Regions from separate parts of the Homo sapiens genome. Here region 2 is linked to region 1. A link is a loop called in an ENCODE intact Hi-C map of the cell type or tissue named here. Cell type or tissue: dorsolateral prefrontal cortex. All regions are shown on one strand. Region 1 overlaps SCD5 (stearoyl-CoA desaturase 5). Region 2 has its middle 3.4 kb from the start of LINC00575.

Region 1 (2,500 bases):
GTGGGAGGATCACTTGGGCCTGGGGCCTAGAAGGCAGAGGCTGCAGTGAGCTGTGATTGCACCACTGCACTCCAGCCTGGGTGACAGAGCGAGACCCTGTCTCAAAAGAAAAAAAAAAAAAAGAATTGGGAAAAGAGACTCCACCTTAGTCTTAGTCTTTCACCCTCCCCTATAGTTTCTAACACAGAATTCTGCCTCTGTCAGTTCTGGTTCTAGACTTTTTCTGAGCAGATTTGGGGTAAAGGATTAGGGGAAGAATTAAAAGTTATCTCTACATTGGTTTACATTTTGCTTACATTTGGAAGGGTAGAAGGAAGAGAAAAGAAAGATTCAGAAGTTGAGAGGAGGGAGGAGAGAAAGTAGAGCCAACTGTGGCGGACCTTGGAAAAGCACTGCAGGGGATAGACCACACATTGGGAACTGGGAGTCCTTGGTTTAGAGAATAGGGTTCCAGGCCAGGCAGGTGCTTTCATTAATGAAGTTATCGGTAAGTCAATATGTCTGTCTGAGTTGGATGAATGATACCCTCCAAAGCTTATTGTGAAAATGAACTTCACTATAGATTGGATTCCCCCTTGGGGCCTGGCTAAAGCCACACTATGAGATGTTAGCCTGATACTGGCTCCATAATACCCAAACCCAGCCTGAGATCCTCCCCGTCCACCTGCCCCAGTGGACAAACCTTGCACTCCCATCCTTTCTCCCCTCTGACTTTTGTGCTCCTAGGGAAGGTGATCAACAGCAAGGCGAGGTGCTGGGTGCTGGCAAAACAACCTCGCCTTCAGGTTCCAGGTTTCTGGAAGAGGTGAATGACAGAAGAGGGAATCAAGTTGATTATTTCCTCCATGTCTCCGCTCTACTTTGGGCGCTACATTCAAAGCTCAGGTTTTTCATTTTAAAAATAATTGCTAAAGTCCTTAGGGGGTAGATGCTTTATGTGTGCTTATCTCGAGTTTAAGTTGAAAGGACCTGTGTTTCCCATCAGATGCCCCCAGCAGGAATGGCATTGGAGGCTGGTGATATTTGAAGGGCAGGTCAGATTGCTGAGACATGAAGTGGCTGGGCTGGTGTTGAGCCGACACAGGTGAGCAGGCTCAGGCTGCAGATTGTTGAAGCAGATAAGCAAGCGGTGGGGATGGAGAGGGGTCGGGACCTGCACTCGCCTTAGATTTTAAACACATCAAGTCCATGGAAGAATTTATTTTCTACTTTCAGAGAACAGATATATGCCTCTCTTTAAGAGAATATGCTGTGCTAAAAAAATTATCAAGTTTTCATCGTGGCTTTTCACGATCAGCATGGCTAAGCAGAAGCCTGTCCAGCTGCGTCTAACTCTACGTGCTTCCTAAATTACCCTGTAATCCTCTTGTCCTCTTCCAAGCCTTGGCCGATCTGAATCATAGTGCATTTCTTTCAGCACACACATGGCAATAGATACTTCAGAGCATCGTTGGGGTGAGTTTTGTGTGCGTGAATGCCTGTGCCCTGGCCTGGGCCACCACCGCACACAACCAGCAGGCGGAGTGTGGCTCTACCAGCCACGACCTCCCTCCAGGGCAGTGCGGGGAGGCCACCGGCAGGGGGTGCTGCACCCACACTGCTGGCACCAGTACGTGGGCATTACCAGGCTTCATAAATTGCTGGAAATTTAAAGCTGGAGGGGATGTTAGAAACCGTATCATCCACTGGTTTCCATTCGCTCGTGAGGAACCCATGATCCCGAGAGTTGAGTTTGTGGTGGAAATGGAGCTAAAATAGAGCCCTCTCCACTTCCAGGCCAGGACCTCCACCTTTCACATCCCCACTGCCTTCCCCTGGCATGACTACAAATGTCTTACCAGTGTTGAGAGGGAAATGATTTGCATGTAGAAGAATCAGCAAGGACAAGAACAGGTACTTAGTGCTATTTGCCTGGGAAATCGCAGATTGAGGCTTTTTGCATTTGGCCCCAAAGTCACAGTCAACCCGCAACTAGTAGGGGTAAGATTATTATTTTTTAGTGATTATATTTAAAAATAGCACACTTGGGGAAAAAATTACAGTTTGCTACAAATCATCAAAACATTTGCCCATCCTCTGAGAGGCCATATGTTGTAGTGTCAGTCCCCACCTCTGTTATTACTAGCTGGGTGATCTTGGCCAAATTTCTAAACTCCATTTTGCCTCATCTGTAAAATGGGGTTGGTGAAGATTAAATGAGATAAGACATAGGCAGTGCTTTTTAGGGTCACAGCGTATCCTAAGTACTCAACAAGTGCCAACTGTAATAATAATGGGAGCCATTTGGCATCTATAACTTGGAACTGCTATGTAGTTGTATCTACTACAGTGGAGAAATGTTCCCTCTCACCAGTTGGATATGTAGCTGTTGGGTGTAGCTTCTCTATGGTCTACCAGGATCCTCTCCAGAGACCATAGTTGTGGCCAGGAGTTGGCTAAGGTGAAGGAGTGAAGAGTAGGTATGGAAGGGTGGAAGGAATGGGTGAGTGGCTTTTAGTCT
Region 2 (2,500 bases), 110 kb after region 1:
CTCTGTCACCCAGGCTGGAGTGCAGTGGCGCAATCTCAGCTCATTGCAACCTCCCCTCACTGCAACCTCCACCTCCTGGGTTCAAGCAATCCTCCCACCTCAGCCTCCCCAGTAGCTGGGACTACAGGTGCATGCCACGATGCCCGGATTTCTGTTGTTGTTGTTGGGGGTAGAGATGGGGCTTCACCACGTTGGCCAGGCTGGTCTCAAAACTCCTGACCTCAGGTGATCCGCCCGCCTTGGCCTCCCAAAATGTTGGGATTACAGGTGTGAACCACCATGCCCGGCCAGAAGTCTCAGAAGTTGCTTTCTTCTAGAGGTACCAACTGTGAGACAGAGCTGGCAACCCCTGTGCTGTGGGTGGACAAAATGACTGGGCCCACCACAGCAAGGGTGTGTTTGTAGTTTTATGACCAGATTTCACATAAGCCTGTGCTCACAGCACATGTATCGCAAAACACAGGAGCTGTGTGTAAGGGTGCGTTCTTATTCTGAGCTGTGTGGCCAAGCTGCTGCGTGGGGTCGGGGGAGCTCCCTATAAAGTACATGATGTGAGCATTGGTGGAGATGAACTAAGCTAACTGGGATCTCCAATGTCTCAAAGACAGCATGTGTCCCACAGGCGTCATGGCAGACTCATGGAGCCAGCCTGGGACAGTGGAGCCAACTCAAGTTCACCTCAAGTCCCCAGCTCTGCTACCGGCCAGCTCTGTGGCCTTGAGAAACATCAGCCTTTCTGGATTCAGTTTCCTTCTCTGAAAAGTTCCTGACTTCTACTCTGCAACATCAGAAGCAAGAGGAGGGAAGGCCTGTCTCAGGCAATGTAGGCAATATCTTCCAGTTCCAGTAAACAGGTTCTGACACCCGAGGCAGAGGGATAAGGAAGATTCACTTCAGCTCCTTCCTGGCCCTGCAATTGCTGCCCATGAATCCAAGAATGGCTTGATCAGAGCTGACTGAGTGCCTTCTATTTCCTCCTCGGAACTAAAGGGCACTTTCATTTCTAGCATCATAAAGTGCTTATTTCGGATGTGCCAACCAATGAGCACATCTGTCTGCACTGTTGTCCACAGCTCCTGCTAGACTGAACTATTTGCAACACATGGGATCCAAACTCTTTGAGTCAGTGTGTTAGAATGTGCACACAGCTGCACCATGGCCAACCAGTGGACAAAGGATCTCAAAGTGGGTATTTTGGCCTGGATGGTTTCAAATAATTAACAGTGAATATCTTTTTTTTTGAGATGGAGTTTCGCTCTTGTTGCCCAGGCTGGAGTGCAGTGGTACAATCTCGGCTCACCGCAACCTCTGTCTCCTGGGTCCAAGCGATTCTCCTGCCTCAGGCTCTGGAGTAGCTGGGGTTGCAGGCATGCACCACCACACCCAGCTAATTTTGTATTTTTAGTAGAGATGGGGTTTCTCCATGTTGGTCAGGCTGGTCTCGAATTCCCGACCTCAGGTGATCCGCCCGCTTCAGCCTCCCAAGGTGCTGGGATTACAGACGTGAGCCACCATGCCCAGCCAACAGTGAATATCTTGATTTTGCCTCTATGTAGAAAATCTTTAAGCAATGGCCCTTTTCACCACCTTTTCAATCCATTTGAAGCCAGAGGCTTGGGTCAGTCTTAAGACACTGAAATGGACAGGCCTTTTTGACGTAGTTTTGTTTATACATTACCTGATTCTTTGGCCTACCTCTACACCACAGAGGAATATTCGGATTGTTACCTTGTTAGGAGACAAACAGCCAAAGGAAAAATATTGAAACCTCTGTTCCATCATCTATGTATGTAAGAACTAGAACCAGTGACTGCTTTGTTCTCTTCTTCTATTAAAAACTATGGGAATCAGTAGCAAACAAGCTTAGAAAATGCAAGCTTCTGCTTTACCCAAGCAAAAGATATGGCCAGAAGCTATACCAGCGTTATATCCCATAAAAGAAAAAAAACTGGCCAGGCACAGTGGCCATGCCTATAATCCCAGCACTTTGGCAGGCCAAGGCGGGTGGATCACTTGAGGCCAGGAGTTGGAGATCAGCCTGGCCAACATGGTGAAACCCTGGATCTACTAAAAACACAAAAATTAGCTGGGTGTGGTGGTGCGGGCCTGTAATCCCAGCCACCGGAGAGGCTGAGAATGGAGAATCACTTGAACTGGGAGGCAGAAGTTGCAGTGAGCCAAGATGGCGCCACTGCACTCCAGCCTGGGCAACAGAGTGAGACTCCATCTCAAAAAAAAAAAAAAAGAAAAAGAAAAGCAGGGAAGAGGCTCAAGGTCATTGTGCCGAGGGATGCTCAGCTAACCTGCCCCATGTCAAAGCCTTTCTTTATGTAAACAGCTGTAGATTGACATAGAATCATGAAGCTGGTAGATATTCATGGCATGCCATTTGGATGGCTAGATAGTTCTAAACAGTATCACTTTTTGTTTTTGTTTTGCTTTGTATTGTTTTGTTTCTTAAATTTCTATCTAAAAGATGTCCTTAAAATGAGCATTGCTA

Evidence for each region. Peaks named below come from ENCODE experiments on the same cell type or tissue, not always from the same donor. Only the 100,000 strongest peaks of a DNase experiment are listed, where the experiment ranks them.
Region 2: it touches region 1 in a loop (2.5-fold over the local background); 1 of 110 quality-filtered maps calls a loop at or near these places.

What each region holds. Positions count from the first base shown.
Region 1 is chr4:82,738,556-82,741,055 of GRCh38, reverse strand. All of the region lies in intron 1 of SCD5 (stearoyl-CoA desaturase 5), which reads left to right. Among named protein-coding and RNA genes, the nearest start is that of MIR575, 14 kb to the left of the region's middle. RefSeq lists a silencer at 1,450-1,539. In dorsolateral prefrontal cortex, CTCF peaks have their summits at 1,352 and 1,554 (motif pointing right); a DNase peak (open chromatin) is centred at 1,575; H3K27ac peaks cover 2,410 bases.
Region 2 is chr4:82,623,578-82,626,077 of GRCh38, reverse strand. No RefSeq gene overlaps it. Among named protein-coding and RNA genes, the nearest start is that of LINC00575, 3.4 kb to the right of the region's middle. In dorsolateral prefrontal cortex, no CTCF peak of the experiment used is centred here; no DNase peak of the experiment used is centred here; H3K27ac peaks cover 1,602 bases.